Linked DNA regions of Homo sapiens: regions 2, 3, 4 and 5 are each linked to region 1. A link is a contact called in ENCODE Hi-C or POLR2A ChIA-PET data. All regions are on one chromosome and are shown on one strand. Each heading gives the region's core, a stretch centred on a gene start or an enhancer-like site at or near the end of the contact. The rest is flanking DNA. Distances are from core to core; before and after follow the strand shown. Region 1 holds the start of PSMB8-AS1 (PSMB8 antisense RNA 1). Region 2 holds the start of EHMT2 (euchromatic histone lysine methyltransferase 2). Region 3 holds the start of PPT2 (palmitoyl-protein thioesterase 2). Region 4 holds the start of ZBTB9 (zinc finger and BTB domain containing 9). Region 5 holds the start of NEU1 (neuraminidase 1).

Region 1 (2,700 bases), core at 201-2,700:
CTCTCTGTGGTGGAGAACCACAGCTGCAGAGTAGGCAGCTGCCTCCAGGATGAGTTACTTGAAATTTGCCTTGAGTGTGTTACCTCCTTTCCAAGCTCCTCGTGATAATGCAGACTTCCTGGAGTACAAACACAGGATTTGTAATTCCTTACTGTAACGGAGTTTAGAGCCAGGGCTGATGCTTTGGTGTGGCCAGCACTCTGAAACTGAGAAATGTTCAGAATGTACGGAAAGATGATCAGCTATTTTCAACATAACTGAAGGCATATGCTGGCCCATAAACACCCTGTAGGTTCTTGATATTTATAATAAAATTGGTGTTTTGTACTGTGGTTTCTTATGTTTCCGGCACACCAAACGGCCCACTGCCTTTTGCAGCGCACTTTTCAGCTGCGGATGTCTCCTCTTTTATCATCCTCAATGTTTTACCCCCTAACTGCATCACCTTTTCCCTTAAGCTTTTTAATTCCTATGAGGCCCCTTCCACTTCCCCTATCCCCTTAGGCCCACCCCCAAGAATGTGCAAGACCCCAGCCACAGGGCCCATCAGGGCACTAGCGGCCGCAGCTCAGAGCCGTGGCCTCTCCGAAGTGGCAGATGGGGCGGGCGCGGCCAGAGCAAGTGCCAGGCGGGAACAGAGGGACTGGGCGCGCCTCACAACTCACCACCTCGCCCGCTGGTCCTTCCTGGCTCGCCTGGCTCTGAAGCTGCACCTGGAGGGGAAACCTCAGAACAGTAGGCGGGATTGCCTAGTAAATATCTCCCATTCAGGGAGGCCCAGGTCGTGTGACGTCGACAGTTGCTGGGTAGATGAGGCCAACACAGGTTGCAAGAAGAGGCGGGGTTTAGAGGCGTGAAACTCCGCAGTGCTCAGCCAAGCAGGGAGCAACGCTAGGAAGGGCGGGCAGAAAGGGCACGCTCTTGTGGGTGACTACAGGTTAGGAGACCGTTGAACCTGGAGGGGCCCTAGGATGGACCCCGTGGAAAGATTCAGAGACTGCGCCCTCTCCCTGGCGCCGCCTTCCCCTACACGCGGCGGGTATATTCTGTTGCAGTTGGCCCAGGACCTGTTTCCAAGACTCTGCCCCCTCGCACTTCCGTCCCTCCTGGTTTTGTAAAGTGATGCTCATAGGAACCCCCACCCCGCGTGACACTACTCCCAGCTCCTGGCTGACTTCTAGTCTTCTGGTTGAAGCTGCGCCTTTAGATGACACGACCCTACCCACCCCTGTTTCCAGCGGATGCCCGGGCCTGGAGGTACCTCTTACTGTAACCCATCGCCAAGTGGGCTTTTGAAGGCGCCTGTTCCTTTCTCGCTTTCTTCGGAAGACCCTTGACCCATCATTCCCCCGACCCCCATAACGGGAGAGCAGAGAAGCCGGTCCCCAGTGTGATGGTCCTGGTCCAGGCACTAACTGTCCTTTTCTCGGAAAAGGCAGGGGGATGTGGAAAAGAGTCTTGTTCCCTCCCCTTCGATCTGTGGCTTTCGCTTTCACTTCCTCCTCCGAGAGCGGACAGATCTCTGGGTGCTGGGCGGTCATGGCGCTACTAGATGTATGCGGAGCCCCCCGAGGGCAGCGGCCGGAATCGGCTCTCCCGGTTGCGGGAAGCGGGCGTCGCTCGGACCCAGGACACTACAGTTTCTCTATGCGATCTCCAGAGCTCGCTTTACCCCGGGGAATGCAGGTCGGGGCAGTAGGGAAGCCCCTAGGGATGCAGGGAGGCGGGCGCTGAGGAGTGGAGGGTCGCCTGAGAGGAGGAGGCGAGAGCGGGAGCGCGGGGTACAGGGTCGGGGGTAGCCTTCAGTCCCGGAGAGCGCCAGACCCAAAGAAGAGGCCACATGGGGATGGGGCCTGAGAGGAGGAAGTGCAAGTTAGGACAAAGAGTTACAGGTGAGGTGGGGGCTCCCAAAGGAAGACAAGAGAACTTTCCTGCCCTTGTCCACACACAAATGGTGGAGCCTTTTTCATGGGGTTATCACATGATATAGGAGGTGTGTGGTGTCTTGGGAAACCTATGAAATTTGCCTGCTGGCCTCCTCTCAGCAACTCACTGTTGCGCGACTTAGAACAAGTCACTTAGTCTAGGTCCCAAGCCCCTCTTCTGTAAAGTGAGGATACTGTTACTAAACGTGTTTTGTGAGGGTTGAATGCTTTATGCATGGAAGAAACCCTTTAAGTCACTCTCAAAATTTTTTAGTAATGGTAACATGTGCTTGCTTTCATTTCTGTTGTGCTGGAAAATGGAAAAGGTTGATACTGGCATGCCTCTTCTTTTCCTTCTCCCAAGCCATTTCCTTCTAGAGATTGGTTATTAACTGTTTCATTTATTGATGGTTAGATCATTTCTGCATATCTCCTCACCCTCATACTCCCTAAAACCTTTTCCTGGAGCCTCTTACTACAGAATTTTTCATTGCCTTTCTCAACCTCTTTTCTCTTATCAGCCCACAGAATTCTTCCAGTCCCTGGGTGGGGACGGAGAAAGGAACGTTCAGATTGAGATGGCCCATGGCACCACCACGCTCGCCTTCAAGTTCCAGCATGGAGTGATTGCAGCAGTGGATTCTCGGGCCTCAGCTGGGTCCTACATTAGTGAGTGTATACGCTCCAGCAGGCAGAATCTGGGGAGCTGGGCTCTCCTTTCCACAGGAGGCCAACTCTGCAACAAAGTGGAAGTGGATATTGATTTAGGACACAC
Region 2 (2,700 bases), core at 96-2,595, 950 kb after region 1:
ATGACTATCCTGCCCTAGACAGCCTCTCCCTGTGATGCTGCGTTCTTAATACCTAGAGGTCACAACTCTGCATATCCCTTGCCTGAAGGAGCCCAGCCCTAAACATGGGAGAGGAGTGTGACAAGTGAGCTCCTCTGGTCAGGGACTCCCCCAAGTCCCCACCCCCAGCCCTCCACCAGTTCTGCAATCTCAACACTTAGCCAGGTACCTCACAGTACAAGTGATTGGCAGTCGTGGGGATGCACATGAACTCTATTTGAGGGACTTAGGATCAGTGCTAGGGATGAGCTACAGGTGGCCAACCTGCCCACGGAAATTGTAAGCAGGAGTCTGTTTGGTCATATTTTGTCTGGGGTAAATAGGTCATGTCTTCAGGAAAGCTAAAAAAAAAAAAAAAAAGCTAAGTTTGGATTAAGGTGCAGGGAAAACTACAATTCCCAGAAAGCTCTGGAATAGTTAACCAAAGAGAACTACAGTTCCCAGAAGGCCTTTAATTGGCCTCAGGTGCCCCACCTGCCTGTGTCAAATACTGCGTGTGAAATCATACAGATCTTTTCCAAACTCGACCAAAACGTAATACCTAAAGGGATGGTACCCTAAATACAGCTATCGAGATTGTCTATCTTGGTGTATATCATTTATACTTAAATTGTCCGCTGGGCTATGACCCACGGAGTACCTGACTGTGCTTATGAAGTGTTCGGCAAAAAAGGTTTACTTACTGCAGTGTCACCAGTCAGTAATGACGTTCGGGCCGCTGGGCTTACCTGGATCCCTAGTGCGTGTGAAGGTGTAACACGCCTGATATAAACAGAAGAGACATTTAGCCACAGGTTTTCAGAAGGGCACGCTGCTCCAGGGGACATGAAGCAGCATGCTAGAACCAGCCAAGAATAAAGGTGTCCTCCGCGTCCCTATCGCCCCTTCGTGCTCGTTAGAAAGAGCAAAAAGGCGAGGCCAAAACTGAGGCCAAGCCTTCTATCTGGTAACCCAAAAACTAGAAAGGCAGAAAAGCAACCAGAGGCGGGAAAAGCCCAACCAGGCCAGAGGAAATACAGCCGCTGCCGAGAGCCGAGAAGTTCAGAAGCTCCGCTTGTTACCTAAAACCAGATGGGGACAGAGACGCCACACCTGGGCCCAGGCGTGTCTCGCCCTCGGTCCCTGCAGAACTGAGGCCAGGAATGACAGGAATTCTCCCTTGCAGCTCCCAGCTTAGGACAGTCACAGCCATCTCCGAGGCCGCTCTCAGGGGAAAATGGCCAAAAAGCATGTAGCGGCTCCTTTAAGGCTCCTCCTCGCCCTCCCTCCCTCGCCCACGTGACCCGGGGCGGCCGCGCGCCGGCTCGGCCCCCAGCGCAAGCGGCGATGGCGGCGGCGGCGGGAGCTGCAGCGGCGGCGGCCGCCGAGGTGCGGAAGGGGAGGGGGAGAGGCGGGTGCATGCCCGCGCGCGCGCCCGGGGGAAGCGCGCGCCCGTGCAATGCTCCGGGGGTGCAACGGGGCCGGGGGGCCCGGGCGGGACTTGCAGCAATCCAGGGGGCCAGCACCGGGGGCGGATGAGGGGACCAGGGTGTGGGAGGTGGGGGGAGTGGGCACGGAGGCGCGCGTGCAGCCGCCGGCTGCCCCTGAGTGGGCGACGGGCGCCGGGGCCCCAGGAGCACGCGTGAGGGGCACGAGGGGCCGTCCACCGGGCTGGGGGGCAGCGGGTGCTGGAGGGGTTGGTGCCCGGGGTCCCCGCGGCCTGGGGGACAAAGGGGGAGCGGCGCGTGCAGCCGGGAGGAGGGGGCGGGGCCGGGGCGCGGAGGCCCCGCCCCCTCCCCCTCCTCTTCTCTCGGCCCCAGAGATGCGGGGTCTACCGAGAGGGAGGGGGTTGATGCGGGCCCGGGGGAGGGGTCGTGCGGCCCCTCCGGGCAGCCGAGGCCGCGGAAGGGGGGGGCCCCACAGAGGAAGAGGTAGGCCCCGGAGCCTACTCTCTCTTCCCAGGGCCCAGGCATCCTGGACCCCCCAACTCTCTACTGGGCTGACCAGCCCTCCTGTCCCTTGTCTCCCCTCCCAGGGGGAGGCCCCCGCTGAGATGGGGGCGCTGCTGCTGGAGAAGGAAACCAGAGGAGCCACCGAGAGAGGTGAGTGCAGCTAAAACGGGCCCCAATTGGACCGTCACCTTCCCTAAACACAGGATCTCCTGAGCCCTTAGCTCTGAACTTTTTCTCTTCCTCTACAGTTCATGGCTCTTTGGGGGACACCCCTCGTAGTGAAGAAACCCTGCCCAAGGCCACCCCCGACTCCCTGGAGCCTGCTGGCCCCTCATCTCCAGCCTCTGTCACTGTCACTGTTGGTGATGAGGGGGCTGACACCCCTGTAGGGGCTACACCACTCATTGGGGATGAATCTGAGAATCTTGAGGGAGATGGGGACCTCCGTGGGGGCCGGATCCTGCTGGGTGAGAGGCTGGGTAGCCTGGGGGGTTGGTGGGAAATTTCTGACTCTTGCCTTCTTTCTTATCTTGCCTTTTGCTTGCCTGTTTTCTAGGCCATGCCACAAAGTCATTCCCCTCTTCCCCCAGCAAGGGGGGTTCCTGTCCTAGCCGGGCCAAGATGTCAATGACAGGGGCGGGAAAATCACCTCCATCTGTCCAGAGTTTGGCTATGAGGCTACTGAGTATGCCAGGAGCCCAGGGAGCTGCAGCAGCAGGGTCTGAACCCC
Region 3 (2,700 bases), core at 131-2,630, 690 kb after region 1:
TGTGCCAAAAGGTCACACATCATATAAGTGACTGAGCCCGAATTAGATGCTGGGCCTCCTGCCTCTAGTTCTAGGATGTTTTTACCTGCCCCATTAGCCCTTATGTCCAAGAACCATGGGTAACAGGAAGCAAAAGGGCAGCAGTGTAGGGAGCCTCCCTCCCATTCAAGACAGAGATGAGACCCAGGTGCTGAGGGAAGTCAGAAAGGAAGGGCTCAGGTACCAGGGTTGTGCCTGGAGCAATGTGGTTCAGAAAAAGGGACGCTAGGAAGTGTCCCTCAGATAAGGATCAAGCCTCAGATAGGGCTTAGGAGTTAGGGGCAGGGGAGTCGCCTACCCTGCGAGTAGCAGATGAGATGCACCCCTTGAGGGGCCTTTGCCATGATGGGGACCACAGCCTCTCGGAACCCTTGCACCTGTTCCCACAGGGGTCGCAAGCTCTCTCTCCCATCGAAGAGATCGAGCACTGTCACCACAGTCCCGGGGTGTGTCTGTGGGAAGGGGGCAATGCAGCCACCGGGGATAGGCTAAGAAGCTCCCACACGCCACCCCCTGGCCCGCGTCCACAGGTCTATTGTACCCTGCTAGAACCAGGGATCCCGTCCCCCAACTCTCCCCCACGCCAGCACCAGCTCCCTGAGGAACTGGGCAGGCCCAGAGGGGTGGCTTTCAGTTCCCCGCTCTCCCTCCCCTGCCACAGTAGACGCCTCTAACGCCCTGCACCCAGGTGTCCCCTGCCAGACCTCATTGATGTATTCCAGCAGGTGGCGGAAGCTGTACGAGCTGTCGAAGAGCCCATGCACCACGATGACCGGCTTGTAGGACGCGCGGTGGGGCGCGGGGGCTGCAAGCAGCAGCAGCGGCAGGAAAGGCAACAGAAGCAGGACCCACGCCGCGGGGAGCCGCTGCCCGCAGAGCCCCAGCATGCTCCCGCCTGAGAAAGGGGTGATAAGGGCATGTGAGGGAGATGGCAACACCCTCCTCCCTCGGAACAGACGCCCGGCAATCAAGCCACCTCCTCTCGCTCCCACACCAGGTCCGTGTCACAAAATAGCCTACTTTTAACTTACTCCAGCCCTCTCCCTACAAACACACCCCCCCACCACGTTGACGCACCAACGCGCACCCGAAGTCCCGCCTCCAACTCAGCGTTCGGGGGACTTGTTCTCTAGGTCCAGGATCTTCCTAATGCATCGCCTCAGCCATGAACAACGCGGAGTTCTTTAATACCCGTGAGCAGCAGCCCAGGCCCCTTGAAGAGTGCAGACTCCCACCTGGCCTGGGTCCGTAGGCCTCGCTCCACCCGCTGTTTACTTATCCCAAGTCTGGAACCCACGGTGGCGGGGGGAAGGGTGAGGAAAGAGAGCGCAGGGGAATGACGGATGGGAGGGGGAAGGGCGGGCTGCTTGGGGTCGCGCAAATCCGTCACGTCCGGGGCTTTCTCTGGCAACCGCGCGAGCGTTCCCCGCAACACAGACCCAGGACAGGAGGGGCAATGGAATATTCCATTGCGCCCTAGGTGCTGGGGAGGAAACAGGCGGAGCGATCCATTTAGGCCAGTGGGGAGAGGAAAAAGCAGCAAACATATTCTGGGAATGGAAAGAAGGCCTCTCCAGGCTTCGTTGCCCCCAGCGACCCAAAAGTCCGATTTCCCCGCCTTGATTCTCCCCACTTCCCAATACAGGCGTCTGGCTCCGCAGCAGAACACGAAGTTTGCATTCCCCAAGGGGCGGCCAGGGGGCGGACCAGGGAAAGGTAGTCCTCTGCATTTTGCCGTGTGCTGGGTGAGTGGCAGGGTGGCCTGGAGGGCTGATGCCAGCCCGGGCGTGCCCCTCAACACCCACCCCACCCCACCCTCCAGTCCGCCCCAGGTCAGCGACTTACAACTCTTCATTCTGAAGTGCGTGTAGTGCCCTTGTCTCCAGAGACGCAGAGAGTCCTCGAGGCCCCTTGAGCTAAGTGCAGCCTGGCCCAGTTTCTCCTGCCCTACTCTACTCCCCTCCCTATAAGCGACCCACCCTCAAGGGGCGGAGGGCGCGTAGGGATGCGCTGACTCATGCCCGCGTAATTTCGACCAGTCTTTCAACCTGAACGACCCCCAGAATCTGGCTGTCTGAGTTATCTGTGGGTGGCTCCCTACCGAAACCCCCAGGCGCCCCACCTCTCCGCCTGTGACCCCTAACCGACACCCTAGTGCCTCAGGGCTTTTACTTGCTAGGGCTTTTACTTAGCATTTAAAGACGTTTCTCTAGAGATAAGGATTTCTCAGCATGTCTGAGCCCCTCTCTCTGTTTACAAGGTCATTGCTTGGTCTAAATTTGTCTCAATCAAAACATTTTTGCGCTCAGAATGGTGTAGAGTGACGATGAGGTGGCGGTAAGGGGTTGAGCGCTCACGCGAACGCCTAAGTGACCAGAACGACTGGTGTGAAGCCGTGATCTGACTCTGTGGAGCCTGGGACTGGTTTCAGCGAGAGCCTCTGTACTGCTCTGTAGTCTCTGCTAGGACATGGACGAAAAGGGACGCAGCCGGGAGAGCGACTGCCCCAGGTGGGGGCTGGGGGGACGTAAGGGAAGAATAATAATTATCTGGCTGTGTTTTTGTTTAAAAAAAAAAAAAAACTGGTGTAAATCTCCATAGACTTCCTATCCTCGCTCCCTTCACCCACCCACGCGCTCCCAAGATGCAATAAGCAAATAA
Region 4 (2,700 bases), core at 40-2,539, 610 kb before region 1:
ATGGGCAGTGGGTGGGGTCCATGAGGACGGGGAAAAACCCCTGATACTCTCTGGGGCTGAGGAGTCTGAGAGAGTGTGGCTGACCCCTGGTCCTCATCATCATCATCTTCCTCCTCCTCCTCTTCTTCTTCCACCTGAATTTGCAGCACTTCTCCCAGTTCACTTCCCTCCCCTCCCACAGGGCTCTCAGTGGAAGCAGGGCTTTCAGTAGAAGCAGAGGACTGTACTGGGGTCTGGAAAGGCGAAGAGCGAATGCACCAGCCTCCTGTAGAGGATGTAGTGGAAAGAAGGGCATGGTAGGAGTTTCCTCCACGGGCTGAAATTCCACCACCTGAAGTTTCTAATTCTCTAAGAATTTCTGAGCACTGATCTACTACCTGCCACATTTGAAGGCCACTGGCCACAAGGAGATGAGCAGGAAGAGCATCCAGTGGCAGGCGGAGACGCCCTGAATAAATGAGCTGGAGCAGCCCCTCGAAGGCATCGGCTTCAATGACACTCGGTAGAGTGAGACGAGGCGCATCCCCCAGAAGCAGCTTGTCATGGAAGTAAGGAGAGGCAGCAGCTAACACTGCTTTATGAGCCCTAAGTTCCCGGCCCTGCACCAGGAGGGACACATCACAGAACTTTCCCTCTAGCCTGTGGCGGTTCAGAGATTCCAGCAGAGACGAGCTATGCTGTGGGAACTCGATCTGGATTGTCCGTGGGGCTGGGTTGCAGGTCGGGGAGGCGGGTACAGGCGGCAAAGGTGTTGGGGTTTCCATGGCCTCCTCGAAGGTGACAAGAATTGGGAAGAGGAGAAGGGCTTGGGGGTAGACTCCACGCGGGATGAAGGCTGCAGAGGAAAAAGATGGAGGTCACAGAAGCCCTGGATAAAGGGAGCCACATCTTCTCAAACAACCCCCTCCCCACGAGCAATAACTGGAAACTTTTAAGTCAGTGGCGGTTTCTGCAAATCAGTCCCGCACACCAAGAAAGCAAAAACAAACAACAACAACAACCACCACCACTAAACACCAACAGGGGTTTTAACTTCCAGCCCCTGTGGAAGATAAGAAGGAGGTCCTTCAGCCACCAGCCTGCCTTCACCTGCCCAGAACAGCTCCTGCCCCGCCGCTCCGTTCCGCCTCACAGTGCCCACAGAGGTCTGCTCCCGGGAAGCCGCGGTCACCCGGACACCGCGAGTCCCGGCCCGATTGTCCTTCCCGCCGACACGCCCCCGCCGTTACACACGCGGCGCTGCCCTCGCAGTTACAGTGCCGCTACAGCTCCGTCCCAGACCGGAAGCCGCCGCCTCCCCGCCGGACACCGTCGCCAAGTGCGGCGGGCGGAGCTAGAGCCGTAGCCAATCGAGGAACGGCAGCCTACAAGCCTCGTGTTGATTGGCTACTGCAGACGAGGAGGGCGGTGCTAGTAGGAGGGCACAGGCCCAGGGTGTCCTCGCAACGGGCGTCCCGGGGAGCTGCTGAAGTCCTCCCCGCTGCAGAGGACCGAGAGGCAGGGCCCGGGAGAGAACAGCCCGGTCGGAGGGGGTGGGCCGTCAGCCGCCCCGGAAAGCTGCGTTTCCCGGTGATTAAGTGTAGCACCCGCCCCCGGTAGGTCCTGAGAGGGGCGAGATTAGTTGGGTACTTACCATGTGGGCCTGGCACTTGCCCACATCACTTTGTGTCTTCCCACCGGCCCTGCGAGGGTGGGGGTTGCCGTCCTCAGTTTCCAGGCGGGGGAAACGGGCTGGAAGCGTCACTCAGCTAATAGTAGTGGACCTGGGACTGGAACTCAGATTTGCTAAGGAACCAGGCAGGTTCTTTCCTGTTTTCTGCACGGGAGCATTTTAACCAGCAATTAAAGAAACCTTATTTCTAGGTAATTTTTAAAAGAGATAAATGTGGATATATACATGAACTCTTTTATCAGATAACGCCGCTGTTCCTGGCCTCGGACTAAGTGACACAGTGGTGAGGGGAGAGTTAGATTGGAGAAGTTTGGCCGGTGCAAAACTCCTGCTCTAAAATATAAAAAATCTCATTGGGAGGGGAGAGTGACATTCTATGAGGAGAGTGTGGCATCAGGTGGGGATATACGGTTTTCCTCTCAGGCTGTCAGCTTCCTTTCAGAAAGCAGATCTTACCACCGTACAGGTCTGGAGAGCCCTGCCTAAGAAAGTCGGCACAGCGATAAAAGAACAATCTCCGTTTATTAAACATGTTTTTTTCTGTTTCACCACACACTCCAGAAAAAAAGGAAATGGGGCTGGGAGTGGAGAAAAGGGGACAGTGAGGGGGGATAGATAAGGCTGGGAGTGGGGTGGGGAGGGAGAACGAGAAAACAAAATAAAACAGGTAGGAAGAGCAACTCCCTACCCTTGAGGTGGTGGGTGGGGAGGGAAGCAGAGGGGCGGGGGGGGAGGGGGCCAGGAAGCTCTGTACAGAAGGGTTGCCCCCAGCCCACACACACACACCCCGGATATGTACAGTACAAACCCCAGATAATTACAACAGCCAAAGAAGAGAGAAGGAAGGTTGGGGAGGGTCCAGGGGTAGGGCCTGAGGTGGGGAAAGGGCACAGGGATAAAATTTCACATATTTACAACTTTTATATAAGTATAAATTTGGCCCCGGCTGGGTGTATGTGTAGGGGGATGGGACTGAAGGGGAACTGTCCATACAAAAGAAAGAGGAGTAGAGTCTAGGAGAGTCTCAA
Region 5 (2,700 bases), core at 38-2,537, 980 kb after region 1:
AAGACTCCGTCTCAAAACAAAGAAAAAAGATTAAAAAAAAAAAAGAGCCATTAGAGAGACTTCCCAGCAGGTGGCTGTAGCGGCAGGGGATTTTCTTACTCTACAGCATGCATCCATTCAGGGTTTGCCAGTCTCCTCCTAAGCGACTGACATGCATTTTTTCCGCTAATTCTTATCATCGCTCTATGCAACATAATATTCCCGACCCCACTTCACAGGAGGAAACTGAGATTACATAACCTGCCCGGGGGTAAGGGTGGTGGTGCAGCTTGGATTCCAAATCCCGCAGGCAGCTTGCCTCCCAGTCCCCGATTTCCTGGCCCCAGGGTCCGCTCTAACCGGTCTCTGTTGCGGCTCAGTGGAAGACCTGGAGCGGAACAACGGCTCCCTGGACCGGCCCTACTACATGTCCAAGAGCCTTCTAAAGATTCTGGGCAAGAAGAACGAGGCGCCCCCGGACAACAAGAAGAGGAAGAAGTGACAGCTCCGGCCCTGATCCAGGACTGCACCCCACCCCCACCGTCCAGCCATCCAACCTCACTTCGCCTTACAGGTCTCCATTTTGTGGTAAAAAAAGGTTTTAGGCCAGGCGCCGTGGCTCACGCCTGTAATCCAACACTTTGAGAGGCTGAGGCGGGCGGATCACCTGAGTCAGGAGTTCGAGACCAGCCTGGCCAACATGGTGAAACCTCCGTCTCTATTAAAAATACAAAAATTAGCCGAGAGTGGTGGCATGCACCTGTCATCCCAGCTACTCGGGAGGCTGAGGCAGGAGAATCGCTTGAACCCGGGAGGCAGAGGTTGCAGTGAGCCGAGATCGCGCCACTGCACTCCAACCTGGGTGACAGACTCTGTCTCCAAAACAAAACAAACAAACAAAAAGATTTTATTAAAGATATTTTGTTAACTCAGTAAATCTGTGACTCATTCTCTCCACGACGACAGGCGGCCTTTTTTTTTCCGCGCCCGGCTCTTTAAAATCGGCCCCGCCCCTGTGACGTGTCCTGGTGCCGCGGCCAATCAAAAAGCCCAATAAGGATGGTGCCAGTCCCTTCTTCACCCCAGCCAGTCCGCTTCCCGTTCGGGTCACGCGCTCCGGGCCTCCAAGAGGGCCTCCAAGAGGGCCAATCGGAAGGGCAAGCTTCGAGATGCTGCGTGATCACGTGGGAGGAGATGAGCTACTTGAAGACCAATTAGAGTCCGGGAAGCGCGGCGGGGCCTCCAGACCGGGGCGGGCTTAAGGGTGACATCTGCGCTTTAAAGGGTCCGGGTCAGCTGACTCCCGACTCTGTGGAGTCTAGCTGCCAGGGTCGCGGCAGCTGCGGGGAGAGATGACTGGGGAGCGACCCAGCACGGCGCTCCCGGACAGACGCTGGGGGCCGCGGATTCTGGGCTTCTGGGGAGGCTGTAGGGTTTGGGTGTTTGCCGCGATCTTCCTGCTGCTGTCTCTGGCAGCCTCCTGGTCCAAGGCTGAGAACGACTTCGGTCTGGTGAGTCACCCTTTGCATAGCCCCATCCCCGACCCGCGCAGGTGATCGACACCTAGTGTCCCCCGGAACGCGGGCGGCTGAGCCGACTTTCCGCGACAGGACCCTTTTCTTTCTCCCAGACCCCGTTTCCTCCTACCGCTCCCAGCCCCTCTCCCTCTCCGGGTCCCCGTCCTTCTCCTCATTCGAGCCCCTTCCTCTTTTGGGGTCCCCTTCCCTCCCTGAAGGCGCCTTCTCCTTTCGTAGACCCTCCCCTGCTCCGAGCCTCCAGCTTCGCTCCAAACTCCCCTTCGTGTTCCTCTTTCTTGTTCTGGGACCCCATCCCCTACTCGGGATCCCCATTAGATCCTCCCTCTCCCATCGGAACGTGGGTTCCTAAAACCCCCAAGACAAGTTTGTCTTTGTTGACCCTTCCTCCTCCCATGACAGGTGCAGCCGCTGGTGACCATGGAGCAACTGCTGTGGGTGAGCGGGAGACAGATCGGCTCAGTGGACACCTTCCGCATCCCGCTCATCACAGCCACTCCGCGGGGCACTCTTCTCGCCTTTGCTGAGGCGAGGAAAATGTCCTCATCCGATGAGGGGGCCAAGTTCATCGCCCTGCGGAGGTCCATGGACCAGGGTATAAAGATGTCTGGGTGAAAGAGCCGGTGCTAGGTTGGATGGGTGGGCAGCCCAATGAGCCCAAGGGCCCTGAGGATAGGGGAACTTAGAGGGTTGGTTGCCTGAGTCCCTGAGGGGTAGAGGGAACCCGAGAAGGGCAAGTGTCTAGGACAGTGATCTGGAAATTGGGATCACCAAGGAGTTGGACATTCACTTAGCAAACATTTATTGGGTACTATATACCTATACCAGGCACTATTTTAGGTTTCATGAATATAGCCACGAACAAAACAGATCAAAAATCTCTGCCCTCAGGATTTAAATTGTACTGGAAGGAGACAGACAAGCATAATAAACAAGTAAACTTTTTTGTCTGTTGCAAGGTGATAAATGCAATGGAGAAAAATAAAACAGGACAAGAGGTATAGATAGTGCAAGTGTTGGATTGCACCCTGGGACCATCGGAAGGCCTGAGGTCCCTAGCAGAAGGTGGGAAATTAACGGGAAGTGGTAGAAAGGGTACCTGCAGAGTGCTCACTCTGGGTTTCTTCCTCCAATTTTTTTCAGGCAGCACATGGTCTCCTACAGCGTTCATTGTCAATGATGGGGA

The links. A loop is a pair of places that touch in the nucleus more often than their neighbours do. ChIA-PET counts read pairs that join two places held with the same protein, here RNA polymerase II (POLR2A). Pooled maps may share reads with other maps.
Region 2: a map of naive thymus-derived CD4-positive, alpha-beta T cell shows a loop between it and region 1 (3-fold over the local background). The contact joins the promoter of EHMT2 here to the promoter of PSMB8-AS1 in region 1. A Hi-C loop is called at or near these places in 1 of 168 maps with a recorded cell type or tissue (naive thymus-derived CD4-positive, alpha-beta T cell), 1 of 37 single-sample maps with no recorded cell type and 5 of 50 pooled maps. POLR2A ChIA-PET finds 5 or more read pairs at or near these places in 2 of 52 experiments (GM12878 and activated B cell).
Region 3: a loop to region 1 is called in a pooled map, with 5 times the contacts of the local background. The contact joins the promoter of PPT2 here to the promoter of PSMB8-AS1 in region 1. A Hi-C loop is called at or near these places in 2 of 50 pooled maps. POLR2A ChIA-PET finds 5 or more read pairs at or near these places in 4 of 52 experiments (A673, activated CD4-positive, alpha-beta T cell, activated naive CD4-positive, alpha-beta T cell and 1 more).
Region 4: a loop to region 1 is called in a pooled map, with 16 times the contacts of the local background. The contact joins the promoter of ZBTB9 here to the promoter of PSMB8-AS1 in region 1. A Hi-C loop is called at or near these places in 6 of 50 pooled maps. POLR2A ChIA-PET finds 5 or more read pairs at or near these places in 2 of 52 experiments (MCF 10A and activated naive CD4-positive, alpha-beta T cell).
Region 5: a pooled map shows a loop between it and region 1 (17-fold over the local background). The contact joins the promoter of NEU1 here to the promoter of PSMB8-AS1 in region 1. A Hi-C loop is called at or near these places in 1 of 37 single-sample maps with no recorded cell type and 7 of 50 pooled maps. POLR2A ChIA-PET finds 5 or more read pairs at or near these places in 3 of 52 experiments (Panc1, activated T-cell and naive thymus-derived CD4-positive, alpha-beta T cell).

Annotation. Positions count from the first base shown.
Region 1 is chr6:32,842,836-32,845,535 of GRCh38, reverse strand. It overlaps PSMB8-AS1 (PSMB8 antisense RNA 1), which reads right to left and starts at 1,450. Exons shown (of 2, transcript NR_037176.1): 1 at 1,262-1,450; 2 at 1-118. It overlaps PSMB8 (proteasome 20S subunit beta 8), which reads left to right and starts at 1,489. Exons shown (of 6, transcript NM_148919.4): 1 at 1,489-1,686; 2 at 2,447-2,594. The coding sequence starts at 1,540. TAP1 (transporter 1, ATP binding cassette subfamily B member) reads left to right here. Exons shown (of 11, transcript NM_000593.6): 11 at 1-327.
Region 2 is chr6:31,896,343-31,899,042 of GRCh38, reverse strand. It overlaps EHMT2 (euchromatic histone lysine methyltransferase 2), which reads left to right and starts at 1,345. Exons shown (of 28, transcript NM_006709.5): 1 at 1,345-1,407; 2 at 2,054-2,120; 3 at 2,219-2,437; 4 at 2,527-2,700. The coding sequence starts at 1,366. It also overlaps a transcript of C2 not described here. RefSeq lists enhancers at 828-1,422, 1,506-2,202.
Region 3 is chr6:32,152,821-32,155,520 of GRCh38, reverse strand. It overlaps PPT2 (palmitoyl-protein thioesterase 2), which reads right to left and starts at 1,380. Exons shown (of 9, transcript NM_005155.7): 1 at 1,117-1,380; 2 at 744-934; 3 at 338-491. The coding sequence starts at 926. It overlaps PPT2-EGFL8 (PPT2-EGFL8 readthrough (NMD candidate)), which reads right to left and starts at 1,522. Exons shown (of 16, transcript NR_037861.1): 1 at 1,117-1,522; 2 at 744-934; 3 at 338-491. LOC100507547 (a long non-coding RNA gene) reads left to right here and starts at 1,156. Exons shown (of 3, transcript NR_037172.1): 1 at 1,156-1,232; 2 at 1,685-1,784; 3 at 2,349-2,700. It also overlaps a transcript of PRRT1 not described here.
Region 4 is chr6:33,453,165-33,455,864 of GRCh38, reverse strand. It overlaps ZBTB9 (zinc finger and BTB domain containing 9), which reads right to left and starts at 1,289. Exons shown (of 2, transcript NM_152735.4): 1 at 1,090-1,289; 2 at 1-835. The coding sequence starts at 764. It overlaps SYNGAP1 (synaptic Ras GTPase activating protein 1), which reads right to left. Exons shown (of 19, transcript NM_006772.3): 19 at 2,176-2,700. It overlaps SYNGAP1-AS1 (SYNGAP1 antisense RNA 1), which reads left to right and starts at 1,460. Exons shown (of 3, transcript NR_174954.1): 1 at 1,460-1,595.
Region 5 is chr6:31,861,408-31,864,107 of GRCh38, reverse strand. It overlaps NEU1 (neuraminidase 1), which reads left to right and starts at 1,287. Exons shown (of 6, transcript NM_000434.4): 1 at 1,287-1,490; 2 at 1,917-2,109; 3 at 2,658-2,700. The coding sequence starts at 1,332. It overlaps SLC44A4 (solute carrier family 44 member 4), which reads left to right. Exons shown (of 21, transcript NM_025257.3): 21 at 360-916. The coding sequence ends at 481. RefSeq lists enhancers at 1-480, 481-1,106.